Regions from separate parts of the Homo sapiens genome. Here all the other regions are linked to region 3. A link is an interaction called in ENCODE POLR2A ChIA-PET data of the cell type or tissue named here. Cell type or tissue: GM12878. All regions are shown on one strand. Each heading gives the region's core, and the rest is flanking DNA. Links, peaks and the distances in the headings are about the cores only.

What was found. Peaks named below come from ENCODE experiments on the same cell type or tissue, not always from the same donor. Only the 100,000 strongest peaks of a DNase experiment are listed, where the experiment ranks them.
Region 1: POLR2A ChIA-PET joins it to region 3 with 37 read pairs; 12 of 35 experiments call an interaction of 5 or more read pairs at or near these places.
Region 2: POLR2A ChIA-PET joins it to region 3 with 26 read pairs; 11 of 35 experiments call an interaction of 5 or more read pairs at or near these places.

Annotation. Positions count from the first base shown.
Region 1 is chr18:63,159,723-63,170,234 of GRCh38, reverse strand. All of the region lies in intron 2 of BCL2 (BCL2 apoptosis regulator), which reads left to right. Among named protein-coding and RNA genes, the nearest start is that of BCL2, 150 kb to the left of the region's middle. RefSeq lists enhancers at 8,005-8,054, 8,255-8,544, 8,635-8,874, 9,285-9,404. In GM12878, for the core only: no CTCF peak of the experiment used is centred there; DNase peaks (open chromatin) are centred at 7,674, 8,364, 9,014, 10,314 and 1 weaker place; H3K4me3 peaks cover 2,508 bases; H3K27ac peaks cover 4,591 bases.
Region 2 is chr18:63,147,587-63,158,098 of GRCh38, reverse strand. The region is part of intron 2 of BCL2 (BCL2 apoptosis regulator); the gene reads left to right. Among named protein-coding and RNA genes, the nearest start is that of BCL2, 170 kb to the left of the region's middle. RefSeq lists enhancers at 124-173, 2,865-3,014, 6,896-7,065. In GM12878, for the core only: no CTCF peak of the experiment used is centred there; DNase peaks (open chromatin) are centred at 228, 2,598, 2,728 and 5,030; H3K4me3 peaks cover 3,815 bases; H3K27ac peaks cover 5,000 bases.
Region 3 is chr18:63,307,493-63,317,364 of GRCh38, reverse strand. All of the region lies in intron 2 of BCL2 (BCL2 apoptosis regulator), which reads left to right. Among named protein-coding and RNA genes, the nearest start is that of BCL2, 7.3 kb to the left of the region's middle. RefSeq lists enhancers at 265-314, 5,578-5,787. In GM12878, for the core only: no CTCF peak of the experiment used is centred there; no DNase peak of the experiment used is centred there; H3K4me3 peaks cover 5,000 bases; H3K27ac peaks cover 5,000 bases.

The sequences.
Region 1 (10,512 bases), core at 5,454-10,453, 150 kb after region 3:
CCCGTCACTGTTTTAAGCATGTCGTATATAGTAACATATTTTATACTCCCAAGAACCTAATGAGGTATGCACTATCATTAGCCCCATTTTATAGATGAAAAAAACTGAGGCACAGAGGCATTTAGCAGCTTGCGCAAGGTCATGCAGTGGTAAGTGACTGAGCCAGGTTTAAAGCCATGTGTGTGCTGTTAGTCACCAAGTTAGGCTTCCTTCCACATACTGATCACTGATTACGGTCATAATATGGCTATTGATGACATGAGTTTGCTTGTTACAGTTGCAAGGAAAACATTGAAAAATGTGTAAAAGAACATTAAAGGATCATCTCTATTCTTCTCAAGAGATAAGAATTTTAAATAGCATTAGAATTACTTTGATGACGGCCACCGGCATCTACCCCTTAAAGAAAACGCGCTGGGCACGGTGGCTCACACCTGTAATCCCAGCACTTTGGGAGGCCGAGGCGGGTGGATCATGAGGTCAAGAGATCAAGACCAGCCTGGCCAACATGGTGAAACCCCCTTCTCTACTAAAAATACAAAAATTAGCTGGGCATGGTGTCACACACACTGTAGTCCCAGCTACTCGGGTGACTAGAGCAGGAGAATTGCTTGAACCCAGGAGGTGGAGGTTGCAGTGAGCCAAGATCATGCCACTGCACTCCAGCCTGGGTGACAGAGCGAGACTCCATTGAAAAGGAAGGAAGAAAAAAAAGAGAAGAGAAGAGAAAAGAAAGAGAGGAGGGAGGGAGGGAGGGAGGGAGACAGGGAGGGAGAGAGAGGGAGAAAGGAAAGAAAGAAAAAGAAAGAGAGAGAGAGAGAGAGAAAGAAAAAGAAAGAAAGAAAAAGAAAGAAAGAAAGAAAGAGAAAGAAAGAAAGAAAGAAAGAAAGAAAGAAAGGAAGGAAAGGAAAGAAGGAAGGAAGGAAGAAAGAAAGAAAGAAAGAAAGAAAGAAAGAAAGAAAGAAAGAAAGAAAGAAAGAAAGAAAAACACGAAGGGGAAAAACTATTCTGTCTGCATTTAACTTAGAAAACAAGGGCCTGTTGTTTCTGACCGCCCAAAAGAAGCCCTCCATGGAATCGATTAGGAAATAAGTGTCACCAGGGATGATCAGGTGCCTGCCTGTGCCTGTAGTGCTGGGAAGCCCATGTTAGATTCTCAGAATCAAGGCTGGAGATACTTCAGGAGAGTCAGCCAGAGGCTGGGAATTTTGCCTGTTTATTCAATGCTGTTAGGCCAATAAGCAGCTTTCATCAAATACAGTTAAGACCCCAAGATAAAGACAGATGACCGCTGAGCGTGTTCAATCCTGAGGACTTGGGTTGTTGCTAGTTAGTTGTTGAGAATGGCTCCCCACTTTGGATTCCAATAGGGAAAGTGCAATGTTTCTAGATCCCACCCTCAGGTCACCTTTTCTCTTCCTACAACATGCAGACCGCCTAAAAAGCCCTGGCATTCCAGGAGGACTTTATACTTCACAGAAGATGAGGGAATCTTTGGAAATTTAGGCGACAGAGGCCAGACATACCAATAAACGGAGCAGTCCACATTTCCCCCCAGTTGGAAACAGATCAGAAGCTTTAGGCATTGGAAAATGCTAGCCACATAGCATTCTGAGTTTGAGCATCTCGTGGATGTCTGGCTGTGGACGTCAGCTATGGATGACGATAAGCCTCCTGTGACTCTCCATGCAGAGTCATCAGTCCGTGTTAGAACTGCAGCCAGCAAAGAATGACCTCAGAGACTATGGATGTGCATCCTCCAGGGCCTCAGTCCCCACCTCAACATTTGGCCTGGGCGATCAGTTCCAGTGTTGACAGGTGGCAGCTGCTGGTGGTCCAAGGGGACTTAGGACATTTTTAATTGTTTTGTAGACATGGAGGTCTTGCTATGTTGCCCAGGCTGGTCTCAAGCTCATGGGCTCAAGTGATCCTCCTGCCCATGAGCCATCACACCTGACCCCAGTCCTGTTTTTAAATGTGCCCAGGGAAGGAATTCTAAACCTCCTTTGTCAGACTTCACTTTGGCAAAATGATCCTTGGTACATTGGCAATGGATGGAACAAGGAGGCATGGGCACTCTTGACACATTCTCCAATAGGCCCCTCTGCCTTTAGGCAGAACCACCTGCCCATTCCAGCCAGATGGCAACAATCATGTTGTTGTTGTTGTTTAGAGAAAGGGCCCCACTCTCTTGTCCAGCCTGGAGTGCAGTGGCATGATCATAGGTCACTGCAGCCACAAACTCCCGGGCTCAAGTGATCCTCCTGCCTCAGTCCTGCTAATTCCTTTATTTATTTTTTTTTTTTTTTGAGACGGAGTCTCACTCTGTCACCCAGGCTGGAGTGCAGTGGTGTGATCTCTGCTCACTGCAACCTCTGCCTCCCGGGTTTAAATGATTCTCCTACCTCAGCCTCCTGAGTAGGTGGGACCACAGGCATGCACCATCACACCCAGCTAATTTTTGTATTTTTAGTAGAGACAGGGTTTCACCATGTTGGCCAGGATAGTCTTGATCTCTTGACCTTATGATCCACCCGCCTTGGCCTCCCCATATGCTGGGATTACAGACAGGAGCCACCACGCCCAGCCAACATCCGGCTAATTCTTAATTTTTTTTGTAGAGATGGAGGTCTTGCTATGTTGCCCAGGCTGGTTTCAAACTCTTAGGCTCAAGTGATCCTCCTGCCTCGGCCTCCCAAAGCACTAGGATGATAGTCATGAGCCATCACACCTGGCCCCAGTCCTATTTTATTTTTAAATGTGCCCAAAGAAGGAATTCTAAATCTCCTTTGTCAGCCTTCACTTTAGCAAAATGATCCTTGGTAGCTAGGCTTTTCCTATAGCAAGAAGAGAAATCTGACTTAGAGAGAAAAGTTATGTATTTAAAATGTCCTAGAAGGCTAGATGGATGGATGATGGATGTTGGATGGAGAGAAAGAGAAAAAGAAGTAGATAAATGAATAGATGATATTCATGATAGATGAATAGATAGATGAAAGAGAAAGGGAGGTAGATAGATGAATGAAGGAAGGCGAGAAAGACAGGAAATAGGTGACTGTAAGAGACAGCCAACCCCCTAGCAATGAGACATATTTATTATAGAATTATACACCAAAGGAGGCCTCTTAAAACCCATTCAAAACAGAAGCCACCTTCCTTCGTGCTCCCATCACCTTTCCCACATCCCTCTACTCCAGCACCTTCTCATGTTGCAACATTAGAATTTGTTAGCTGTTGGTCTCCCTGGCTGGAGCATGCGACCATAAAGCAGGGATTACATCTCATTCTGCCGTGTAGTCTCAGCATCTAGCCCAGTGCCTAGCACCTGGTCAGTGCTCCATGGAAGGAAAGACAAAAGGAAAGAAGGAGGGGAGGGAAGTACATCAGTCAACCAATATGATAAAGAAACCTGTATAAGACGATAGTGTCCCTTGTCAGGAATGCATCATTTCTAATGCTGCAATCATTAATGTTTTACTAACCAAACTTAACCTATGTGATACCTCATATCCCGTCGGTAAGCTGTCATACTCCAAGTCAATACAGTGATAGCATCTGCCCAGTGTTGGAGGGGTGTGTTAATGCTCACTCCTGTTTAACACTGTTCTAAGGGACACCAGTTCATTATTATACTGTTTGTCTCCTAAATAATTTCCAAAAAATGTATTTCACCAGGGTTCCCTGTTAATATGTATACGTTTTCCATGATCTGATCATGATATCGTATGGGCTTGGCCAGTGAGAGCTGGCGCAGTCAACTGCAGGGTGTCCTCCCAGCCAGTGACAGTGTGGCTTCTGCAGGTACCTCGTTCCCCAGTCAGGATATGCGTGCTGTCCAGGGTCCAGGGACGCCGTCCCTGCCCCGTCCAGGGTCCTGGAGCTGGCTTGACTCCTCGCCTTACATCCCCCAGTCCAAATCCTCTCGTCTTCCAAGGCCCATTCCAAGGTTGGCCAAGTTTCTCCTCCTCCACAGCGGATCCTTCTCCCCACTCTGGGAGCTGCCTTGTCTTTCTCCTTAGCACTTCCTGGTGTCACATTTCTTCCTGCCAACCACCTCTCTCTGGGGCATGGGACTGGGCAGTCTATAAAGCCGTGAGTGCCCCCCAAGCCCACAGTCCCCCTCCGAGGAAGCCAGCCAGCAGCTGGTCCTCATACTGAGGGCCAGGCTTTGTGTCCTGTGGGTCTGCAACCCTGGCCATAACCAGTATTGGATGAAGGACCCTTGTTTAACAAAATGACAGTGGACTTGCTTCAAGGCAGACGGCACAGCTTTAAAGCGATCCAGCAAACGAACTCTGCCCATTTGGGGCATGTGATTTTTGACAATGACTGTCTGGCTCAATTAGACCCAACCTGGGAGTGAACTCTGTTTTCAACATTGTCATATAGCTTGTTTGTTATTCGGACATCCCCTCGGGCTTAGATTCCACCCCCCTCCCCTGCAAGCCTTCTCTAGATCCTAAGGTCCTTGAGGACAGAGTCTTGCTCAATCTCTTTTTGTCTCCCGCCAGTGTCTGGGCCCTTTGCATCCCTTTGTAAATGTTTGTTGCACAGGTGACTGTAAAACACCTAGGCCCGAGGCCTTCACCCCCAAGGAGTCAGTTTCTCCACGGCTCCTTTTCCGGTTGTGTAGCCATTTAGCCTGAGAGAGGTTTGGGATAGGAGAGGTCTCTCCAGGATTCCTGATGAGTGTGGATGAGCCTGCTGAGCAGGGTATGGAAGCAGAAGCAGCCATTGGCCAGGGATGTGGTTGGAGGGATAAACACAGAAGATGCCTGCGGCTCCCCAAGCCAGGGAGGTCTGCAGCTAGGGGCCTGGAAGATGGAGACAAGGCAGTCAGAGAACAATGAAGACAGAGCCAGAGCCATGAAAAGTGACAGCAGCAAACCCAGAGAGAGGGACAGAGACCAACAGAGTCACACCCAATGAGGTTCATCCAAACCAAGACACTTCCCTCCATGGTTGTCAGCCCTGAGCTCCTGTTTCCTCCCTTGGGTTGTAAATTCCTCCTGAGCAGTGGTTGTGTTTATTCATCTTGGTATCCTTAGAGCCTTGCAGGGCACCACATGGGGGCTGGCACATGGTAGGCGCCCAATAATAATTTTGAACCTGAATTGAATTAATAAAAATATTCTTCTATTTTTATTTATTTATTTATTTATTATTATACTTTAAGTTTTAGGGTACATGTGCACAATGTGCAGGTTAGTTACATATGTATACATGTGCCATGCTGGTGCGCTGCACCAACTAACTCGTCATCTAGCATTCACATTTTCTTAATCCAGTCTATCATTGTTGGACATTTGGGTTGGTTCCAAGTCTTTGCTATTGTGAAAAATATTCTTCTATTAATTGACTTGAGGATTTCACAGTCTCTCTTGAAAATCTATCTACAGGGCTACCAAGGTTTCCATTACCTTGAACGCTGACGTTCACGCCTTAAATCTAACTGTGCTTTCTTGCCATGGCTTAAGTTCATTTCTCCTCCAGTGGTTTCAAATGCATGGAATGATTTTTCAGCCATTCAGGAAGAAGGAATGCTGTGTATAAAGCCTGGATTCAATAAAGCCAGATTTTTGAAAAACAGCTCTTTAGCATCTTCTACTACAGACACTGGTCTGGGCAGGGCTTTTTATTTTATTGAATCCAGCTGAAGAGCTTGACTACATTAATAATGGGCTTCATTTCCAACCACTGCCTCCCAGTCTTTCCCCCTAAAAGCCTCATGGTACTTAAGCAACTGCTAATACAGGAATAATTGTCAGTGGCATCACTTCCTGCCGTGATTTGACCACCAGGATGAGGTTTTCTTCTTGTACCTAATCTGGAGTTCTCAGGCATACCATGTCTGGGGCTGCCAGATCATATTTAAAATTTGTAAGCAAATCTAATGGCAGCTGTGATTTGAGTTGTATTGAGTTTATGTTGAGAAAGTAGGATTTGGGAAGATTCTCTTGGGTATGTAGTAATATTTTTCTGGAGCAAGCCTACCTAAAGATTGCCCAGAGGTTCAAATCTCTTATTTCTACAGAGCATGGAAGGGTGGTACCATATCACAGGGTCCTGAGGGCGGACTGGAAGATTTTACTCCATTCATTTCAAAGAAAACTCTATTTGTTCAGCTCCCATACCACCACCATACTTCTTTCTGAAGCTTCCCTGGAAGATGACATCTCACCATCAGTTTTCTTTACACTGGACTTGACTCATGATGGATTTAGTACACATAACTGTAACATGGTATCCATACAGAAGATAAGCTCCTCTTTGCTTCAATGAAAAAGGCCATATAAAAGCACACACCTATTAACAGGAATATAGCACAGCCACTAAGAGCACAGACTCTGAAGAGTCTGATTGCCAGATTGCCAGAGTTTGAGTCTAGCTTAGCCACTATGTGACTTTGGACAACTTCCCTCCAATACTTTGATCTCCTCATGTGTGAAGTGGGGAATATAATAGTGCCTACTTTTTAAAGTCACTATGAAGTTTAAGATGAATGGATATTTGTTAAGTGCTTAGATCAGTGCTTGTACACAGTGCTATATAAATGACTATTGTTGTGTGTTTTTTTTCATTTTACTGAATATCCAATACATTATTCCTCTCCACATAACTTCCTACTAGGATAAAAAGTAAAGTTTCTCTTTCAGGCAACATGCAATCAAATTTAACAGCTGGCCAAAAGTTTAGTAAGACCTTGCTTATTACACCTTTTTGGCAATATTAAAATAATATTTGTTTCAATCTAAAGGTTGCTTCATCTGCTGTTATAGGGCTAGGCACTGTGGGGCCAATAGGAGTGAAATATGTGATACCCCTCCCAAAAGAACTTGCAATCAAACAATATTGGAAAATATAAGAAGTGATATATTAGGTAGCAAAACAAAACTGAAGAGCAGATGTGATGAACTATTGGAGAAGTTTAGGAGATGTAGACATTAGTGACAGCTTGAATGGTCAGGTGAGGAAGGTAAGGAGATTTTCAGGTGGGATGAGCTGAGCTGGAAGAATGGGTTAAGATTTGGGTGATGAAGGTAAGAGTGCTCCCAGAAGGTAAAGATACAGACAGTGGTAAGGAAGGGTGGCCAGCCATGGTGACTCACACCTGTAATCCCAGCACTTTGGGAGGCCGAGGTGGACCAATGACTTGAACCGAGGAGTTCAAGACCAACCTTGGCAACATAGCCAGACCCCATCTCTACAAAAACTAGCCAGACATAGTGGCACATGCCTATAGTCCCAGCTACTCAGGAGGTTGAGGCAAGAGGATCACTTGATCCTGGGAATTCAAGGCTGCAGTGAGCTATAATTGCGACTGCACTCCAGCCTGAGTGACAGAGCAAAAGTTTCTCAATTTAAAGGAAGGAAGGAGGGAAGGAAGGAGGGATGGAAAGAAGGAAGGAAGGAGGGAAGGAAAGAAGGAAGGAGGGCAGAGTTTGGGGGTTTGGGAGGGTGAAGGCATGGAAATGAAGGCTCTGGTGTCTTCCTTGGAGGAGCAGTGAGGATGCTGCCCTAGTGGTAGCCAAGGATTAATTGTGCCAAGAGCATAGATGGTGCTAGAAAATCAGGCGACAGTAGCTGGATTATGAAGGTCTTCACAAAGCAGGCAAATGAGTTCAGATTTGGTTTAATAGAAAATAGGAAGTGAGAAAGAGGTAAGAAACACGATCTAGAATGCTGGCCAGCTGTGTCACCCGCGTGCCTGCCTGCACCAGTAGTGTCCCCGAGCTGGGCCTGACACCATTCTTTGGTGATGGTGGAATAAAGGCAAGTTGAAGAAATAAAAACATGTTCATATATGTGAGTTCCCAAGACAAACCACAGCAGATCCCAGGAATGTGTTTCTGATTGAGCAATGAAGACGTGTTGGTGGGGTTTTGGTTGGGGTGGGTGTGGGTGTCATCTCTGTTTCATGAGGTCTAAATTTCTACTGGCTCAGAAAAAGAACTTTGAGCAGTTTTTTGTTTATATGGGTCATCATCGTCTTCAATTTTTGTGGAGTTTTCTCAGAGCTTCTTGATGGTCTGCTAATACTAAAATAAATATATTAGGCCTTTTGCCTGTCTCTTCTTTTCTGTCACTGGGTGATGGCCTTTGTTTCCTCTAATGGACACATTCCAGATTTGAGTGCGGAGCGGGCAGTCCCTGGCTGCTCATGTCTGACATCGTTCCCTCCCTGTGTAGCAAAGGGAAATCAACAGCACGTGGGAGGGGGAATCTGTGTTCTAAGAACTGCTTTGGTTTACACATCTATAGATAACACTCAACCAGCACTGCAGGTCACATGGACCGGCTGGTGAGGCTGAGGATGAGTCACTTTTAAATTACTCATAGAGAAAGAAATATGTTTCTGAAAGCCAGAGTGGTTGGCTTACACATGGAGGTAAGAGAGAAAGCAGGCAGCTTCATAAAGCACTCAGACCTCCTGTGACAGCTGACGTGGTGTGTAGTGCGTCAGGTGGGAAGACGGGGCCCTGCGTCCTCAGCAATGTATTTGGAGGTGAGGCTTTTTGTTGATGGGAACCCCTGTGCTGGGACTTGGGGGTATTTAGGATACATTTCCATCTAGCTAGACTTTCTCTTACAGTCCCACTTTGTAAATGGCCCTAGGACCCTTGATTAACTTTCAGTAACACAGTCTAGTGGTGAACACCAAGCCATCTGAGGCTGAAATATGGAGAAGTATGTCAGTCCAACAGAAGGTCAGATGGGGAGGGGCGAGGGAGCTTTCAGAAAGTCTTGGAGTACAAGGGCCTCAGCTGAGCCTCGAAGGTCTTCATTCGTTGCAAAGAAGAAGGAATTCTGTCCCAAGCGAGATGGAAAGATCATCTGAGCAAAAAGAAAGCATCAGTGACAGAGGCTGCAACTTCATTTCACTGGCTGAGTCTAAATTTTTTTCACAGGAAAAAATATACAGAAGACAAGAGAACAATCACCAAGGAAGCCCAAGGCACTGCTTACTAAATTGGTCCAAGGGGGGGATTTCACCAAATGCAAATGAACAAAGAACAATACATGTGACTCAAAATATCCGTTATGCTCTTAATACTTACGAGAGGGTGTGAGGCAGGGAGGTGACCTTTTCAAGGGTTGAAAGCTGTCAACTTTTCAACCACATTGTTTTCATTGCTGGGAGATTGAAGACAGGATCACCTCAGGGTACCATTTTGGAAAAGTGATTTAAAAAAAATTAAAAACTCCTTCCTGCATAATGTTTTGGGACATTTTGAATTGTTTTTGCCGTGAAGACATAGAATTCAGGTGTCCAGGAAATACTGCAACCTTTTATGAGAAATGAATACCCAGAAGTCTAGAGCTGCCTGGCACTCACTCTGGCAGGTCTTCCACCTCTGGTCCCTCTCCAGCAGAAGGGCTAGTGAGCAGTTTAGGACCCCTGGAGCAGGGGTACCCTTACCCCCACCCCAAAGGAAGCGATGTGGCTTTTTTCTCGCAGCCCCGCCCCCATCCCTTTGACAGGTCACTAGAACAACAGAGTGCCCAAGTGGAGACAGGGAGGAATGTGATGGTTGGAGGGACCTAAAAATAACCATTTTTCCCTCATCCTGAATGTGCTACCCTGGGCCAGACATTCCCTGAAGGGCTCCTCTGAAATCTGGGAAACAGGAAATGCTAAGAAAATCTCTAATTTGCCTGGTCATGTGAACTCCTCTCGGTGTTGAAACAGAATTTTGGAAGAGGGGACTCTGCACTGTGGTTGAGCCCTCCTAATCAGAGAACATTTGCCCCTATGAGAATATGGTGGATGTGACTATTCAGCCTCAACTTCCCTCTTTCTAAACATGTAAACTCTGATGCCTAAAGAACAAAACCAGAAAAGAAACCCACTCGGTCTTAGTTGCGTATCTGAGTGCCGACAGGGCGGCTGAGAGGGGCCCACGTGCCTGTCGCTAAAAAGCCCCTTTGGCATTTCATAACAGGACCCAATCCCGCAGACTTGTCTGTGCAGGCTCACGCACCATCTTCAAAACCTTTACTACCTGTATTTGTAGTAGATGATTAATGATTAGGCTTTCTTCCCACACATTTGGCTTTGATAATCTCCACTCAAAAATATTCAGATGCAAATAATTTAAAAACAAAGTGGCTCCAAGGGCTCTTTCTGGGAGGATGGAAATGCTGCATATCTTGATAGGGGAGTGAGTTAAAGGGATGTATGCCTTTGTCAATATTCATAAAACTGTACACATGATATATTCATTTTGTTGTATGTAAATGATACTGAGAATGAAAACTCTTAAGATAATAAAGTGGGTTGAGTTTGGAAACCAGAAAAAGTGGACACGATGTAAATGACCCCGCTGAAAACGATTCGAGTTGGCCAGCAGAAACTAAGAAATGCGTACGCGTGGGCAGTCCCCACTGTGCGGGGAAATCTTTGCAAGGTGAGCAGATTCAGCTCAGCTCATAGAAACTCCAGCTGATTCTGCACATTCATCTGTGTTTTTGTAGGTGTTTTTGGTGTCTTTGTGTCCATTTCTGTTTGGC
Region 2 (10,512 bases), core at 72-5,071, 160 kb after region 3:
AAATGAATCCCAGGGTTCCAGGCCAGGTGAGTATAGATGGACTTGGAGCTTTTCTTATGAAATGTCTTGAGCTGAGTTTCTTTTTCCTGCTACGCCGAACTCTGTATATGTTTGTTTTTGTTCTAATTTTGGCTTCAGAAAAAAAAAAGAAGAAAAGAAAAGAAAAAGAATGTTTGGGTACAGTGTAAAAGTTTTCTCAGATCCAGATTGGAAACTCCCTCATCACTCTGAAACCGGACAGGTGCTGAGCGGTATTTGTTTCTCTGTCAATAAACAGCACGTACTTGGCCTAGACATAAACTCCTGCGGGAGCAGTGGTGCACATGGGCCTATTTCAGTGTTTGGGAAGGACTGAAGGGCCCTGAATTAGGAGGAAGGTCTGCTTCTCACCCCTTCTCTTTTGATCTTCTGATAGAGACCACATAGTGTTCTCTTCATGGTATTTTGATGGCATATGGCGTATAAACACAGGTGTGACCTTTACACAGTGCACTGCGTTACAATTATAATAAGTGAGAGGAGATAAAGCCAGCTGGAGTTTAAGGTTAACGCTGAAAACAGCGAACGCTAATTTTCACTGAAAACAATGTCACAGAGCAAGGCGTAGGTGCCCCTTTTCAACTGCCGCGTGCATGGTTCTATGAACAGCCCCAGGTGAAGGGTTTCCATGAAATAAGCCACCTCCTGGGGTACAGAAATACTTAGTGATGCATCCTCTGAGGATCCCCTTTGGGACCACCCTCCTGGGCGGCATATCCCAAATCCTTGTTTGGATGGGAAGGGAGCATTAGGTAACTTCACTTGGAACAAGGTACCATGATTATGTCTGGTCCTGTTTTCCGTGCTGACAGGCAGTTCACCTCTCCGGGACTCAGTGTCCTTGATTTTAAAATAAGGGACTTTGACCATATTCCTTCAGTTTCTTGCCTTCTGGTTTTTTACACAAGAGGCTCAGCCCAGAAGCCTAACCCCAGATGCATACTTAATTCCTCGGGAAAACAAAATATTTGTCAGACCCACAATTAACTTAATTGTTTATTTGTGCAAAGGCTTTCTTGTTTAGTTCCAGGACTTGCTGTTGAAATTTGAAAAAGGGTGGCCCCAGATTCATGTTCACATGAGTAGCTGCGGTAGCTACTCACCAGCTAGCTCCTGGGAGAGAAAATGGAGAAGAAAGCGAGGGAAGAAAACGGAGGGCAAATTCTCCAAGGTTTACTCCTCCACCAGAGAGACGCCTCCTGGGCAAGCGTTTCTACCTGGATCCCTGGCTGCCCAGGAAATTGGGGAATGAGGGCTTTGGGTGTGGAGTCCCCTTGGCCATTATGAAGTCCATGGGGTTGCAGTTACTGAGCAGAGTTAGAGGCATTCCTGCACCCCCACCCCCAACCCACAACGTCTGGACTTGGGAGGAGATTCCTTGGCTTCTGAAAGAAGCTTCTGTTTCTGTTTACGTAAACATCAGGTGGACGGGGGAGGTGGACGCCAGGGTGGGACGTTCTTGCAGTGCTCAGATGAGGGTGAGACTGGAGGGGCCAGTACAGGTGTTGGGCATTTGGGTAGCACCTAACAATAATCTAAGGCAGTGGTTCTCCATGGGGATGACTTTGCCTTCCAGGGGACATTTGGCACGGCCTGGAGACATTTCGGGTTTTCACACTAGACAAGGGTTTCCGCTGGCATGTCGTGGGCAGAGGCCAGAGAAGCTGCTAAACATCCTCCAGTGCACAGGGCAGCCCGTCCTCCCCACAACAAAGAATTACCTGACCCAGAATGTCAATTGATCTAAGTTCTAAAGCCTACTAATAGTTTGTAAGTTGAAAGCACTAGATTGACACAAACGGGAAAAGTTATTTGCAGTTTATTTTCCTGAGGGACAATGGGCTGCCACTCCCTTCCATGCTATTGCTGGGCAAGACTCTATGTTGGCTCTTGCTTTCTTCTCCTCTTTGAACACCCCCCTCCCCTGCCAGCCCGTCTGATGCCGTCCAAGCCTTTTTTTTTTTTTTTTTTTGGCTTCTCAGCAAGCCTCATGAATATTAACTGGGACACTCAGGGCTAAAATGATCTCTGGTCTTACTTGAGAAATGCCCTCAAGCAAGAAAAAGAACAAGAGTCCCAAGAACACCAAGTGCCCCTCACCTTGGTCACACCAATGGCCCACACTGGCTGGGGAGGCGGGGAAGGGTCCTGGGAGAGGGAGGATGGGCCTCTAACCTCCAAGGAGAACATGAGTGAGGGCCCCAGGAAGGGAGAGGGTGCGACAAGCACTCTGGAGAAAGAAAGGAGAGGGTTCAAGGTGACCCTGAGCTCGGGGCAAGATCTGCAGGGCCTGCAATTGGCAGAGTGCCTGGCATCTGGCCAAGCAGCCCTCCCTCTCTCTTCCCCGCTCCACCACCTGCTCCTGGTCGCTGCATTGCCGGTTCCTCCCAGCCTCTTCTCACCTGCTCGCTCTAACGTCCGTCTCAGCCAACAGCCCTACTCTTCCCTCCCAAGCCAACAGGGGGAAGCAGAGAGCAGCAGAACAGCCTAAAGGCAACAACGGCAGTCTCTTTACCGCGCCCACCCTGCACTCCTGGGCCCCTGTGGCCTCCACCCCAGCAGCTGGACCCTCCGAGACCCTCCTTTTCCCACCAAGCTCACCCCCACTAAGGGCCCTCCCCACGCAATGCACAGCACATTCCACGCCCACCCGACATCAATCACGTCCTGTCTCGTGACTCATCCGATACTGTTGACTTGCTGTACAGTTTCTCACCTTTGCAAATGAGATTTGTCGCCTCCTCAAGTTGACTGTCCCTGGAGGCCAGGAGACGTGCTGTGGCCCTGCTGTCCCGAGCCTTTCTCAGAGTCTCATGTTCAGCTCAGTTCTGTTGATTGGGGACAAAGGACACTGCCATTTGCCACCTCTGCCCGCCCTGTGCCGACCTCCACCAGACGTTTGGCATCATGAGCCCGTGTCGTTCTCACCCCAGCCTTTGTGGTTGATGTTGTAGCGTCCTCTTATTCTTATAGATGAATAAGTTGAGGCTCAGAGATGTTAGATATCTTGGGTAAGGTGAAGCTGTGACGACTTGAGAACATAACTGAACGTTCTAGGCTCCTTACCCCACACGGTGTTGCCATTCCAGTCCCAGAAGGTCCTGAGGTTCTTTTGAGATGTGTAATGAATCCATCTTCCTTGAGCATAACACAATCTTTATGGACCTGTTTAAATAGTTTTAATTTCCATGTGTTTACTCATTCATTCTGCAAACATGCACACAGCTTTTACAAGGTGCCAGGCACTATCAGAACCTGGGAAAACCAAGATGAAGAAAATGTAGCCAGTGCCCCCAAGGAGGAGAGAGACAGGTGGCAGTGAGTTCACTGGTGAGCCTTGAGGGGGCAGAATAAGAAAAGGGCATGATGGGGAGGTGGGGGCTTGGTCAAGAAAGGCTTCACAGAGGAGGTGGTATTTGAGCTGAGTGTGGAGAGGTGTGCAAAAGGCAGAGTGGCATCCCAGCCTGAGGATGCATGTGAGCCAGGATCTGTAGAGGAACGAGGCTGCAGCTGATGCTGCCAGTAATCACATGGAGTTCAAGGCAAGCAGTGGGTGTGGGGAGAGGGGAGTCTGGAAGCGTGGGTCAGGGCCAGCTCGCCCTGTGGATAACAGGAGCCACTCAGGGCATTTGGATAAGAGAGAGGGACGCAACTGCTTTGTGGGTCTAGCAGACACCCTGGGAATACTCCAGAGGGAAGCTGAATGGGGCAAGATGAGGGAAGATCGGTTGGGAGCTTCTTGCCACTGTCTAGGTAAGCCATGCAGTGGGGTGAACAGAAGTGGCTTCTGTAAGACCAGAAAGAGGAGACATCCTAAGAGACTTCTGTAAGGTGGAGATGACAGTGATGGTGTGTCCATAGGAAAAGAAGAGGGAGGAGTTGAGGATCACCCCGGTTTTTCTGCTAGGATATAGGCTGAGGGCTGTCAAGGGGGCTGATTAGACCCTTAGAGGCAGATTTTGGGAAGGTGTAATCAGTTCCCTTTGTGCTGTGTTGGGTTTGATGTACCTGATGGATATGCAGATCTGTTTGGTCGCAAACTAGGGTTTGAGGTTCAAAAGAGATTCAAGAGTCATGAGCCTAAAGGCTTCACAATAGGGTTATAGCTTAATCCTTTCTGTACTATGAAGACTTCATGAATGTCCCAAAATCCACATTCAGGCCTGCCCTTCCCAGAGTCATCATTGTCTTCTAGAAGCCTAGTTTGTCCCATTTCAGCTGCCCTCCTCTGGACTCACCACTGGCTTTTTGGAGTGGCCAGGTCTGTGTAGAGAATTCTGAATGGACCATTCCAGGTGGGGACCTCATGGCTTAGTACAAGGTCCGATGTTCTTGCTGTTGGGTAGGAAATCCTGCCTTGATGAGTCTCAGGATTTGGCTGGCCGCTCTGCCCTGACGATTTCAAGAAATCACTTCTGCTAACTCCAGAACTCTACTTCCAGGCCCCTAGCTGATAATATACAGGTATTGAGCTTCATTTGAATTTTTTCTTTAAGAACTTACCTTGACTAAAGATGTTAGAAAATAAGATCCTAAAATTAAAAATTACGGACTCTGCAAAAAGAGCTTAACTGGCTTCAAAAGTTTCACACAACTCCTTTCATATATGCATTTTCTGTAAGCTACTTGTAAATAAAGAAGGTACCTAGGAAAGGAAAATTGCCATCTCTGACAGTTCAATGCAAAAATGAGAGAGGAATGAGAGGGAGTCATGACTGAATTTTAGTGCCTTTGCTGCCAGGCACTTCACAGAAGTCATTTCATCCTCCTGACCACTCGACAACTACAGCCTTTTATTTTTCTCTGTTTTATGAATTCATAAATTTAGGCTCAGGGAGGTTAAATAACTCATCTAACATGAGTTAGATTTAAGCATTGCAGAGAACGAGAGGAGAACTGATAACTCATTCAACTCATTGACGAATCTAGTAATTTGCAGAGTTGAGGTTCAAGCACAGATCTGTCTGACTCTAATGTGTGTGCTCTTTCCTCTCCAATGCTACTAGCATGGGTGAGCTGTGAGCATTCTGGAGAGGGTGAAAAGTGGGAGGCAGAGGCAAAAGCTGAGTCAAATAGTTTTCTCAGATGAGAGAGAGTGGGCAGGCAGTGGATATTCGTGCAAGCAAGTTGGACGCCGTCAGAAATCTGAGCTGAAGTTATGTGGGTATACTCACGTCTTGTAGTCTCCGCTGAAGGACCCATTATCAAATAGGTGGAAAATACAAAAATTGAAGATATGGTGAAGCATTATCACCTGATCAACCCAGCATCCTGCTCTCATAGGTGGTGTACAATTTCACCCAGCCCAAGTCATTATGTCTTCCAGGAGAAAAGGAGGCTCTAGTAGGCACTGAGGACAAGCACATGATAAGCTATTGTTTTGCCTCCTGGGAATACTTGGTTGGCCCTTTATTTTTTAGTAGCAAGAAGATTTAGGAGTAGCACTCTGTATGTATGTTGATTGTTTGGCTTTGTACACAAATGTTAGAAAATTAAAGAATAGATTTGGTCATTGTCATGTCTGTTTGCCCTCACCAGACTTGACTTAGATATGGTTCTTTAAAGTCTCAGGCATTTTAGAATAACTTTGGGGAAGGTATTTACGAATTAATTTTTAAAAAAACTCTTTCATTTTAGAATTTTCTTAAAAGAGATATGTTTTTAAAATTTCAAATACCTAGAATTGGGCAAACGAGGTGTTGCCAAGTAGAGGCTCTGCTGAGCAAATAATGACCACATCAAAACACCAGCCCCAAGGAAGCAGGCTCCGATTCTGCTCCCAGAGCAGCACATTGGTGTGGTGTCAAATGCATGTTTCTAAAGAACTCAAACATTGTTTTCTCTTAGTTAGATAAACAAACTCCTTGATGTCTATTTATGACTAGTTGTTAGTGAGTCTCTTGGAAGTCATACAAAGCAGTGAGAACAAGAAGGTGTTTTGCAGGTTGGCTTTGAGTAAAGACCCTCTGTTTTGATCAGGGTCTTGGATGCCCTGCTCAATCCCCTACTCGAAGTTCTGAGGGCATTTCTCTGATTGTCCTCCAAAACTGTCCTGCCAACTGCTATAGATTAAATAGGTAAGGAGCAGCTACTAAGTTTCCTTCTTCCCTCCCATGAAGGAGCCCGGCCATGAGATTTAGCCAATGAGCCCATTTAACTCTCTGTTTTCTAGCTCATTTATCCAAGGGTTCAGTGCACCACTGGAAACCTTCATATAACAGAAAGCCAGTGTTTGGGGGGCATTTGGTTTCAACTTGCTTGTGTTTGAGCATTTATATTTATAATAGTGCTAATCTCTAAGGGACTCACATCGCATTAAGAGCTTTATCTTAGGCTGCCACGGAAACTAGCATGTACCAACATGACTGAGAACTATGAGAAATTGGGCTGGGCCTACAGAAAATTAATAAGCTCCGATTTTCATTTAAATTATCTTTTCCATGAGATTTTGTTTTGAAACCCACAAAGTCGGGCCAAGCCATTAGCATTCCCTATGCACACATTTATCCTCCCCCTGTAGCCTATGCTGTCCCCTCCCCTCGCCCCCAGCCCCTCATCTGTTATCGCCCCCCATCTATTATCGCCCCCCTTGCCTGAGTGAACTCGCCCTTCTCTGAACCGTCATGGCCACCCCTTCTGCCACCAGGACATTCTTGCTTGTATTGCTTGCTCCTGACCTCATAGAAGGAAAGGAGTAGTTGCATTTTTCTCTTGAATCCACCCCAGGGTTTTGATCATGCCAGTCATGTTACAGATGCCCAGTAATTTCTGCTGGGTTAGATGTTAGTCAGTTGCAGGGTAGATTGGTGTTAGGGGAGGTAGCCCGGCCATAGGCAAAAAAGTAGCTTAGGGTCACCGCAGTCAGTGTGGAGAAGGGAATTTTGGGGGGAAATCTGGACAGACGAATTTGACCAATCTATGAGGCTAATTATAGAAAAAAACACAAGAAGGGGGAAAATTTCTTTCAGTAATTAGAGAGATGACAGAGAAGCAGGGAATGCCCCTGATTGCATTATAGAAGAGGAGATCAAGATGACTTCAGAAGTCATTTGCTGAAGGTACAAAGAGAGCTCAAGGTGAAAGGAGTCCCATTTTCCTTCTTGGTGGAGGCGCAGCTTAGTAACCTTTGAGGAGTGTTGCCTGTCTTGCTAGGAAAAATATGACAGGAGTAGCCCAGTGGAGGTTGGAGACCTAATACCCCTTCTCACCCCCAAACCTGATAACTCATTCTTAAGCATCAAATCTTATGTTATAGTCCAATATTTCTGGACATTTTTCTGCCACAAGGTCTCCAGAATGTGTTAGCTTAGCTTCAGCCTTATAGGAATTCATATTTAAATCGACTTCTTTTTTCCTACCTGGAGACTGCTGGAATATCAGACTAAAACAGCTCACGGGAAGGCTGAGCAGAGTCTAATTCTAGAACTTGTGGCATGTTCATGGGACACGGAAAATACATAGAAGTGATGGTTTCACAGAGAAAGGGAAAAGTCACTCCAGAGAAAACTGGAGGGAGCCAAGAAAATGCGGAGAGAAAGTGGGGAATGGCAACCTCAGACGCAGAGGGAAAGAAAAACAAGAGAAGACGTACGTTAGCAATAAAAGAAAAAAAACCATCACAATGCCCGTTGGGCAGGAAAGTGATTTTTCTGCTTTTCTTTCAGCCCTCCTGGGCCCACAGTATTGAAGATAGGAGCAGAGTGCATTCACTGGTGTCCACTCTTCAGCTGGGTGTTGCTGAAGAAGAGAGAAACCTTAGCCATCTTGCCACCAGGTCACTCTCTTTCTTTCGTTTTCAGGCTGACCCAAGCAAAATAGGGGAAAATTGCATCTGGACAAAGGAAACTTCTCTTTCTGTACCTAAAAGCCTCATGTCAGGCTGGGCGCGGTGGCTCACGCCTGTAATCCCAGCACTATGGGAGGCTGAGTCAGGAGGATCACTTGAGGTCAGGAGTTTCAGGCCAGCCTGGCCAACATGGTGAAACCCCAATTCTACAAAAAAACTACAAAAATTAGCCAGGCATGGCGGTGGGTGCCTGTAATCCCAGCCATTCGGGAAGACTGAGGCAGGAGAATTGCTTGAACCTGGGAGGCAGAGGCTGCAGTGAGCCGAGATCGCACCACTGCACTCCAGCCTGGGTAACTGACAGAGGGAGACGCTGTCTCAAAATAAATAAATAAATAAATAAATAAATAAATAAATAAATAAATAAATGCCTCATGTCAGGAGAACCCTTTCTGTAGAGAGCCATATAATTAAGCACTGTGTTTGTTCCAAACAAAAACTAGAGAAAGGGTTAAAAATCAATATTATTAGTGACATCTCCTCTCTTCTTCACTGTTAATCATCTGCCGGTCACTGTCATAACAGTGTTATTTTTCAGGCCTGAAATGAAAATTGGCGATTACATCAAGCAAAGAGTTTGAAAGGAAGGCTGGGTTACTGCATGATTATTCGGACTCTCCCTGTAAATACGTGAATAGTTCCAGCTTCCCCTCACATGGGTTGAGGGTAACAGAATGACATCTCCCTGGGCTAGAAGAGAAACAGAGACAGAACAAGCGAAAGTCGTCTGGCACCAGCCAACAGTTGCAACTTATACATATAGCCCGGGACCGGTATGGGTCTGTGGCCTGTTAGGAACAGGGCCGCACAGCAGGAGGTGAGCAGCTGGCGAGCATCACTGCCTGAGCTCCGGCTCCTGTCAGATCAGTGGCGACATTAGGTTTTCCTAGGAGTGCAAACCCTATTGTGAACTGTGCCCACAAGGGATCTAGGTTGTGTGCTCCTTATGGGAACCGAATGCCTGATGATCTGTGTTGGAACAGTTTCATCCTGAAATGATCCCCCACCCCATTCGTGGAAAAATTGTCCTCCACAAAACACGTCCCTGGTGCCAAAAAGGTTGTGGACTGCTGACATAAATGAGCTTGATTCTTTTCTCATAATGTAAACGTTATCAAAGAGACAGAGGTGTCAGCATAAGCACGTCGCTGCTCCATGCACACTTATGACTTCGTGGCTCTGGGCAGGCCCGTTTAGCTGGGAGTCATAGCTACATTTAGGGAGGCCGCGTGATTGAGTGGAAAGGCAGGATATTTTATGTCAGAATTCTGGGTTTGAGTTCTGGTTTCATAATTGATTAACTAGGTGTCCTTGGAAAAGTTACGTATTCTTGGTCATCTCTAAAAGAGGGGTGACAGCAGTAATAACTTATCTGTGGCTTGTTGGGAGGACCACACTAGATGATCTATATGGAAGCACTTTCTCAACAACAGCGTGCCATGTGAATATTTGTTTTTGTTTGTAATAGATACCTCTATAATAAGGAGAATGAGAAGGTTATTATTTCATCCTGTTTGTTCACTGTTTTTATTTAACAACTTTTTTTTTTTTTCCTACTACATTCCAGGCAGCAGGCCAGAGGCCAGGGAAATTCGTTGCCACTTCACAGTATCTCATTGCATCATTGAGAGGTTTACTCCTGATCCAGCACCGAAAGACCATTTTTGGCCTTTAAAAATAAAGTTGAAAGTCCAAGAGCCAGAAAGATTAAGGATTAAGCTAATTTTTAAAATAACAAATGTTTTCTTATATTCTTTTCTCATTTATATGGTGCTGGTAATTTTTTAAATTAGATTTTCATCTGGGCATTTTATATTAAAAATGATACAGTTCCCTGTCCCTTGTAATTGCATTTCTTTTGATTTTCTTTTATTATGACTCGCATATCACTGACACTTTTTTCCTGGAATGTTAAAAGTATACATCATCTGGCTAAAAGGAAAAAATACTGACTTAATAAAAATGGAAAAGAGAGAGAGAGAGAAAATGGATATTCTTCTCTTTTGGTTCCAAACAAGGCAAAGTCCTCATTCCTCGTTCTTCATACATGCCAAGGTTGATGTCACGGATCCAAACCAGTTTTGAGTTATCTGAAATGGGGGGGAGCGGGGAAGCGCAGTTCAACAATCTTCTGAAGCTTGAAAAACAAATTTGTCACAGTCTGATAACCCAAAAATGACTGATGGATTTTCTCTGCATTTTCCAAGCAGGGAGGGGTCGGGCATGGAGAATGAAACATTCTGAGAAAAGACTTAAATGTGGAAACTTTTGGTTCAAGAGGGTATTCTAGGAGATACAAGAAATATCTCCTGGGGGCATCCAAAGGGAATAACACTGTAATCTTGAGTGATGTATGGTTCCATTGCCCGAGGAATAGGGATGAAAACCATAAACTCCTTTGGTTGGGGTATTAACTTATCATCAAAAGTTACCATAAATAATGGATATTGTTTATGGCTGAGAAGTAGGACACATCCAGAGAAGACATCCCTTAATTTTTCATAAAATCATCTCAGTGTTATTGGAATATGTTTTTCATGCCATTTGAGCTGTCGGAGTATCTCTTGGGTAGATTCTTAAGCAGAAATAGTTGGGACTTTACAAACCCTGCCTGGGATTCTAATGTC
Region 3 (9,872 bases), core at 1-5,000:
TTTGCATCGGCTGCATTCTTTGTATTCTATAATTTGTGTATGGTTTACCAGTTTGCTAGAATGTTAGAATCTTTTGTTTTTCACCACTCAGAGTGGACCTAATTTTGTGGTCGGCTGAAAAAAATTTGCATCTAGGTATCTATGTAAAGTGTAGAAGAATTGATTCTTAGCTGTGGATTATCTTACCCTTACTTTAGTTGAAGTGATTGATACCTGTGGCTTTGAAGAACATTTGTGAGATGATCTTTTTCTCGTACTGTGCTAGATAGAGCTTTCATCATTATACCATACAATTGTACTTTTCTGAGATTCTTTGTTGGAGGGGGTTTAGTTCCTAAGAGTCAAGGATTGTAATGGAGATCTATATCTCATATCTAAAATGATGAATTTATGAAAAAGTAATTCTTGTGTGAAGTTTTTTTTTTTTTTACACTTTTTGTTTTAATCTGAAGAGTTATCTTTGAAAAACAGGATGCAATTCAGTGCTTCCTTTTATAGCCTCTTGGGAGAATGACTAATGTCATTATTTTATAGGACCTAACAGGAGCAAAAAGCCTAGAAATTACTGCAAGTGGATTAGATGTCAAGAAGCACACCACATGTTTTTATTACATTTTACAAAGTGTGCTCATACTAGGAGGCCAAATAGAGAAAAGGCCAAGAAAAGTAGATGATTGATGTGAACATCTGATCTTATTTGACCAAAGTTGACAAAATATTGATGCCACTGTTTGGTGTTTAAAAGTAAGATTAACTAAAATGCCCCAATTTAAATTTCTAAAATTTAAATCCTCTTCTTGAATTGTTTGTTTGTTGAGATCTCACATTATCAGATCTTTAGTAATTCTGGAAGAATTTGCTAAAGGGTGAAAAGAATATTTTTGTTAAATATTTGGTTAAGTAGGTGGTTTGATTTTTAATCACTATAACTAAAGGGGTTGGGACTTCCAGATTCCCAAAGGATCCTTTTAAACCAAAGTAAAACTGATTTAATAGTTTTACTATTTCACATTTTTGTGAAAAATTCACACTTACAAATTTTCTTTCTACTTGAAATAAATCCAAGGTGGTAACTGGTATCTGTCTATCAAATAAGTTAATAAAAATGTGGGAAACAGAGACACATGTTTATGACAGAAATTAAGATACAACCTTGATATTTGTTGCTGAATTTCAGTGTGTTACCCTCTCATGTAACTGAAGTTTCTTTTTAAGTAAAGGCTCACTTTTTTCTTTTTGTGAAACAGAGTTTTCATAGTAGACCTATCTTTGTGGTCAACAGGTATCTGAGGTTGATAAATGTAGAGGCTACATTTTATGATGCCAAACCACAATGACATACCATAGAACATGATAAAAATTTTTTGACAAAACTGCTTCTAGTAAAAATAAATCATGTAGAAGCACAGATGGTTGATGGTAAAATATGTAATAGCTTTCAGAACAATGCATAGATGGTGACTATATAGGAAAACAAAGGAATTTAGAGAAAAAATATATATATATACCAGGAAATGCACTCATAGGACACTTTGGAATAAAAGTGGTAGTGTTTGAGAATGATGAATGATTTGCCTATCATTTCAAATGTGCATTATTAATCTAAAAGTCATTTTAGGCATTTGGCATACAGACAGATTTTCTTCACATTTACACCAATTGGGGTTACATCTCTAATAATATGTTGTATTTTATAGTGTAAGGTAGTCTTAATGGTAAAGCTTCAGAAGAGAGCTAGCATATTTTCTTGGCATGTGACAATAATCTGCACTGTCCCCAGGGCTCCGTGGATTAGCCCATCTCCTGAATACTACACTGAATACTCCAGGCTTTAGACTGCAAGTCATTTCTTTTTCTTTGCTGCTGCTCGTAGAAAATTGGAACCTTGTGAGGCTGAGGAAATCTGTTTGACTTTTGTGTTCCATAACATGGATAAATCAGGTCCTTGGAATGATCAGCCTCTGATAGATTGTCCCAGAAGACTACAAATTAAATAAAGACTAAAGAAGTAATTGGCTGTAGAGTGGAGTGTGGATTTATTCCTAGGTCTGAATAAGGCATTGTGTGGCATCCAGAGAGAGGCAGGACAGAGGAAGCAGTGAGAGAGAAGCAATTCTAGAAAATGTGGATACCTTGCTGCTCAGTGTGGCTTATAGACAGTAGCACATGCATCCCCCGGAGCTTTGTAGAGATGCTAAAGCTCAGCTCCCACCCCAGAGCTACTGAGTCAGAATATGTGGTTTGTGTGCACGTTAAAGTTAGCGATGCTGGCTACCATCCTTGGTTCCTGGTGGCATCTTTTAGGAAGAGTTGCTACCTGGGATGGATTCTGCATTGTCCCCTTCCAGTGGCCTTAAAGATCTATAGTGTTACTTGGAATACCGAGTATTTCCCAGGTGTCCACTATTGTGATCTGACTTTAGGAAGACATAAATTGGATGAAGGAGAGATAGCAAGCAGGTAGATCAACTATAAGCCCAGTCTTCTCATGAATATTTTTCGTAGTAGTTATATAGTTTATATTGGCATCACTGGTCCCATTAAAAAGTAAGATAGCTTTTCTTCAATTAAAGGCAAGAGAATTAGCTCTTTTAATAGCTCTGTTAGTTATTATTTTATCCCCTCATAACACAGTTTAAATTCTGTAAATGACTTTAGTGACCTTGCAGCTTCTTTAAGACAAAGGGACTCTTGCAGGCAAGGGATTGAGTTTTGGGCAGGTGATGGAGAGTGACCCTCTAAACTGGGAACTGTGACGACATTCAGCTTCATGTCTTAGGAGAGAGTGAGATAGGAGCCACTAGAAGAATGAGATGATTCAGACAAGAGATTGTAGGAGATTGGCTTTATTCTGTTGACAAGATGGTAATCCGACTTATTTTTTGGTTTTTTGGTGTTGGTGGTTTAGGAAGACAGGAACTTCTCCACACCCGGTAGAGTTCAGCTGCCTTTTCATTAGTCAGCAAGCAGTTTTTCCTTTCTCAAGGCAGTCCACATCCAGCAAAACATTTGATTAACTGGAAAGCAATACCATTCTCATGCCAGTGTACAAATTACATGAAAGAGCATCATTTTTCTAGTGTCTGAGGATTGGCTGCTTATGGCCAATTTTGGCAGCAAGACGATAGGATTAAAAATAGCTTGAAGATGATCTAGTCTTAAATAATATATTTCATGATGAACTTTCCTTGGGAAAGTGCATCTTTCTGCCTACAAGAATCACATGACCCCTTTCAATAATTTATGTAGTAGAGAAAAACACACTATTTCTCATAGAGTTTTCAGTCATGTGCTGTGGTGTGATTGTTTCTGGACATTCATAAAATTTTATAGTTAACTGAATTCTCTTTTCTGTTTTGTTGCTATTTAACGTCCATTGAAAACATGGCTTTCTTTTGCGCATTCTGTTACTTTCAGCTGTACTTTCTAATAAGAATGGATTGCCCTTTTTAGCAATCTTTGATTGAACTGGTACATTTCAGATTACTTAAATGTCATCAGGCCACACAGCATACCAGGTAACAGAAAGCCATAAATTAAAAATAAAAAAAAGGCAAGCAAAATTCTTGTTGTTTTTTCTTATCTCTGTTCCCAGTCCTATTGCGCTATTTGGAGGGATGATACGCCCACTCATGAGCGAGTGTGTGGGTGCTGCATGTTAACAGTGGTTCTTCCCACCCAACATACCTCCGCACCCTTTTCTAAGGTCACTCATTGTGTCTTAGCAGTAGTTTAGCAAAGCAGTATCTCAGCAGAAGTGCATTTGTGCTAGAAAACAACACTGTCTTTGTAGTGTACAAGTAGAACGTTTTCTTTTTCCCCCAGAGATATATTGTATTTGAGATTCAAAGGTTCTGTTCAACCTTTTTAAGGTAATCTAATATCACCTTATTCAGGTATAACAGTAACTTGTCAATCTGGTCATCCTTTCTGTCAACCACATGTAGGAGACCACTCAGTGAATTTACTCCACTGTGAATTTTCTCTTTCATCCCTCTTGGTTTGGCTTAATCAACCTTAATGTTTGATGTCTAAGCAGGATTAATGATGAAAATCATCCAAGGACTGACAGTTATTCCACAGATGTGATTGCCAGTCTTACATGAGTCCTGCCTTGGGTTAGGTTGGAGGCACGGCAAGGAGAGCTTTGCTTCTGCCCTGGATAAACTCACAGGCTAGTGTTGCAGGCATCTTAATAAACTCGTAGTTATCATACAGCCTGATAAGCATGATCCTAGACTCAGAGACTTAGAGGAAAAAAGCAAATAACTATAAGTTATTTTGCATGTACTTCAGCCTTGGTCTAAGAACGTTATTTCTGACCATATGGCTGTTCATGTGTGCATTAGGCCTAATTTAAACAGGGCCAAAATGTAGATACTTTAAAAAATACTGTGTAACGTAGACATATGCTTAAGAGAACTGAAAGGCAGGGGGAGTTCCCTTGTTAAATATTAACCCACTAAGCACTATTTATGCATACTAAGAAGACTTAATAAACACCAGTCTACAATTTCTAAAGCATTTCATTAATTCTTTTTAAGTAAAAGACAATCAAGGCTCCGATTAGACTGACTGGAACAGGGTAATTTGAAGAACTATCTTTCTTAAATAACTCTTGTATGCCAAAAAATACAAGTAGGTTTTGAACCAGAGCGGGGGCTCTTCCTTTGAGCAGGGGAAAAAAAAGCTTCTGTTTTGTTTTGGTTTGAGGTTATATTACTGTTCTATTTATCAAGACACTTCTACGATGCTAGTTACAGAAATTCACAGTCCATTGTAACACTGGCATTTGCCTTCGGACTTTTTTGGGCTTGTGGTCTGTTCGTTTAAATGGAGACTGTAAAACTTTCAAAATGCCAACAAAGCTGTTTTCACTTAAAAACATATTTTTATAGATTGTCACTTGTTGTTCTTATATATGCCCAATTCTGTATATGCTATAGCACTATTTCTCTGCCCTCCATTTGCCAGACAAAAGATACACCCATCTGTCCTTCAGTGTGAATAAGGATTGAATGATTATTCCTCTCTCTTCCAAGCCATGGGACTTTCTCATAGGTGCCACCACCCCTGTGACCATCCCCTACCTGCCTTATCATTCCACCGGTGAGGGACCTCTCAGGTGTAGCTCCTTGTTAACTTCCAATTAGTGATGGGTAGGATTTACCTGAAGAAAACCGTAATGCGCTTAGATACTAGCAAAAGGGAGCAGAAGTGGGGAGTCTAATCAAAGTGAGAGGATAACCCTCACCCCAAACTTGCTGCAGGCAGCTGGGCAGGTCAAAATTCTGTGACCAGACACTATCCTTTTCCTCTAGTGATTATAAACTTTAACCTGTGCAGAGAAAAGATAGTATCTGCTGGCAAAATTTGTACTTACTTTGATTCCTCTAGTGCAAGATTATAGTGGGGTTATACCTGAGACTTCAATAAATGTTTGACTAACTAAACTAAAATAGCTTAGGGTAAGGACTACTTCCCCAAACGCCCTTTTAAACATGTGAGAAAGGGAATCTCCCTGACATACTGGTATGGCCATTTGTAGCAATATACTGAGAGTGACTTGGGTGATTTTCTGGGGCGATCAACCACATTCCATGAGCAGGTTAACTGTGGAAGACACCTGCCCTTGAGCATCGCGTTTGGGCCACATGCGTCAATGGGGAAATTTGTGTTTCCATTCTGCTTCTTGTTTTGCCTTCACAACTTCAGGGATAGAAGCGTATTCCATTTTTAGTTAATAATCAGCTCTCTGGGGCTTCCATGTAATGAGTCAGAAACTGATGACTGACTCCACTCTGCTCATTATCATGTCTCCCAAAAACAACCCGAGAACCCACTGTGTCAAGTGAAGCTTTAATTTTTCAGGGGAGGTTTTCTCCATTGAGACCAATACATCTTTTCTTGTGACAGATCCAGTTACCATATTTCCTTATTTTTAACTGTCGAAAAGACAGTTAAGCTGCAACAGAGTATGGTGAGTTTACCAATTTTAATACTTGAAGCACCAAACAAAGGATCAGTGTTGCAGGCTGTCTCTTCTTGACTTTTTCCAGCTCTCCTTAGCAGATAACCAGGATGATATTTTTTCTGCTTTACAACATGATGAATGCTATATCTCTATATTAACTCTGAAATTGAATTGCAGCCAAATATTCCTCTCAGCTGCATTAGAATTTTCTAAAAGAACATGAGACACATAAACTTAGTCTTCTTAGTTCAATGCTATATCTCAGATATATTGATATCTGATTTACAATTAAAATAGGAATAAAATTAAGTACAAATTATATCATCAGCTTTAAATATTGATTTATCTTCTTGAAAAAAAAAAAGCGAGTCCATAAAGGATGGCAGCATTGGCATTTCTGGATGTAAAATTTCAGGGCTATCTCCTAGCCATATCCTTTATGGATTCCTGCCAGCATCTTTAAAAACACACACACTGAAGACACACAGAGAGGTTTTGAGGTATTTTATAACAAAATTATAAGAACAGGGAGACAAAGCCACTTACTAAACATTAAAGTGATAGTATAAGAAGAAAATGATTTGAAGAAGTCCTAATTGAGGGAAATGAGCAATTGTCCACAAAACTTAACCCTGGGTTCCCAGGAACCGGGGTAGTGATGGTCATGGAGAGGGGTTTTAGAATCTGGTTATTTAGGAAAACATGCACACTAACTTGTTTCATTGAAAAAAACATTTATTGAGGCCCTACACCATGCAAAGCTCTATGCTAGGTGTTTTAGTTAAGCGAAAAAATGTCTAAGATAACTTTTGCCTTCAAGGAACTTACCAATCAGTAGGAGACCAAGACAAGGATACAAATCACTGTAATCCTGGACAATGTGTAGTAGACAGAGAGGCCCAACCCAGCTACAGTGGTATCTGAAGAGTTTCATGCCGGAGATAATGTTGAGACAAGTTTTAGAGAACAGGCAGGCGATACGGGGAGAGGGTCTTTCAGGTAGTGGAAACTGGAGGCGTCAAAGCAGGCATGAATGCGGGAGGTGTGTTTGGGGAATTGTGGAGAGTCTGATTTGACTGGGGCATGGAGAACTCTCCTGAGATAAATCCATAGTTTTGAGAACTTACCACTGCATACTAAGTTGTGAAACTTGTATAGACAGCCCTCCCTATCTTTGGGTTCCACATCCATGGATTCAACCAACTTTGGATCAAAAATATATGGGGTAGGGCAGGCACAGTGGCTTAGGCCTGTAATCCCAGCACTGTGGGAGCTCAAGGTGGGTGGATCACTTGAAGTCAGGAGTTCAAGTCCAGCCTGGCCAACATGGTGAAACCCTTTCTCTACTAAAAATAGAAAAATTAGCCAGGTGTGGTGGTGGGCGCCTGTAATCCCAGCTACTCGGGAGGCTGAGGCAGGAGAATTGCTTGAACCCAGGAGGCGGAGGTTGCAGTGAGCCGAGATCGTGTCACTGCACTCCAGCCTAGGGGACAGAGCGAGACTCTGTCTCAAAAAATAAATAAATAAACAAACAAATAAATAAAATAAAGTATATAGGAGGATGTGCATATGCAAGTACTACTCATTTAATATCAGGGACTTGAGCATCTTCAGATTTTGGTATCCACTGGGGGTTCCTAGAGCCAATCCCCTGAGGTTACTGAAGGATGGCTGCGTTTAACTGTACCAGGGATGTTGAAAGGATGTTGCAAAGGTTCTCAGACAAGGCAGGATGTGTGCGTGGGAGGAAGATTGACAGTGACTGAGCCTGGACGGGGGAGACCAGGTATGAGGTCTGAAGCACCTGGAACAGAAAGGACAGGACAGATGTGGGCACACTGCACGTGTAGAATCAAAGGACTGACAGCAGGTCGAATGTGAGGAATGAGGGAGGGAAAGAATCAGGACTCAAGTGCCATCCTGGCTGCCTCAAAAAATGATACTGTCTTCCAGAGGGAAAGGAAAGATAACAACAGTTACTGCTTTGTGGCGTACATGTGATGAATTTCATTTTGGACATTCCAGTAGGATATCCAAGTGGAAATGCCCAGTAAGCCTTAGACATAAGGATCTGGATCTCAAGAGAAAAATTGAGGTTGAACCATAATATGTCTTTCCCCTCGAATCATGTAGGTTTCTCTTTTGCCTTCTTTCATTGCCCTAAGTGGTCCTAAATGCTACTGCTGATGCTGTCTTAGTTTGCGACTGTTGTTTGCACCCCACCTTTTCCCAAAGGTAATCTGTAGACTTGCATGGATTGGGTTAAGGTGGTTAACCTGCAGCTTTGCTGTTCAAAGCTTGGCTTCCCACTACCAGTTTGCCAACTTAATGAGTACTTCAACTTGAGTCAAATTAGTATTGTTCCAAATATCCTAATAGTATCCTCTATGTGTGACTCTAGGTCTTACAAAATCAAGGTGTCCTTTCTCATTGAGACTTCCTTATTAATAAAATATTTCTTCTATTAAATTCAACCTGGCACCAAGCATAGTAGGTAATAGGCACACACAATGACTGTTTATTGAATGAATGAATAAAATGATTATGTTAGGGCATTCTGAGCAATTCATCCTAAGCAGCTAATTTTCTCCTACTTCTTTTATTATAGTGTGTGTTTGTGTGTGTGTGTGTGTGTGTCTGAAATGTCCCATCCTACAGGTTCATTAATATTTAATAGAAATGAAAGAAGAAAAATACCTATTAAGTGTTTTGATTTCATCCTTTTCATTGAATTGAAAAAGTATATCATTTATTCCTGAAGAGAAATCTAGATTTTGCTCTATATTAAACATTTGACATTTATTGGTCCTTAATGCTAATATAGATACCAGCCTGCTGGTTGTCACATTCTATCTGTTTATACGAAGGTTGTAGACACACAGTGTATGTACATATGCCTAGTTGCTCTCATTCCTTTTGTTTCACATCTCAAGCCTAACCCAGACTGAAAAGGTTTTGAAGGCTGAGATTATTCATCACCCCATCATTATAGAAAGCAGGGCTGGCCCAAGGTTCTCACAGTGGGAGCAAGGTGGATTTTAACTCTGATCAGTGTTGTAGCTCAAATATAAAAAGAACTGCAGCACAAAAGTCACAAGGATAAATGATCCCCTCGTTCTTCTCCCATAAAAATAAGCAGCCAATTGAAGGTGGAAGTCAGTACAGTGCGGCATTCCCAGAGGCGACAGAACCTAAGATTCCATTTCTAAAGACACTGCTCAACAAGAAGACCACCTGGGATGTCTTACATAAAACCATTGGCCTGGCAGCTTTTGGCTGAGTTCTCTATTCTGGTTCAAGCCAGCATCACAGCCTATCTGTGGTTTTAACAACTGATGGAATTTGTATTTTGAGAACCCTCATCCGTTAGCATGAAGCAAACTCAAAGCATTGTTGCTCATCAGTTGTCATCTGTTTGAGAAAGATTTTGATTTGTTTACTTGTAGTGAAGCTTGACCATACTTCTCCAGGGGCTTTTTAAAAAGATGAATGTGTCAGCTTGTAGATTTGTCCCCATGAATGAAACCACAAGCAAATTCTCTTCTCTCTTCCAGCCTCCCTTCCTCCCTCTTGTTTCTTCAGTGGCCATCTGTGCATTATGTTCCCATTGCCAGGCCCTCTTCAAGCAGCTTATCTATGAGTGAATTCAGAAACTTCAAATTATAAAGGACACCCAGATAATTGGCCTGTTCTCCAAAGTATCTGTCCCCTGTGCTGCTGCCAGATTCCTTCTTAATGAATACATCCAGTGACAGTGGGATTCTTGAGCTTGTCCGTATCTGTGAGAAAATGAGCTCTCCTGCTTTGTAACAGCTTGTGGCTCAGGGAAAAAAATGACAGCCATTGCACAAGTTTCCTTTGAATGTAGTTTTCTTTCCCATAAATGATACTTTGAGAA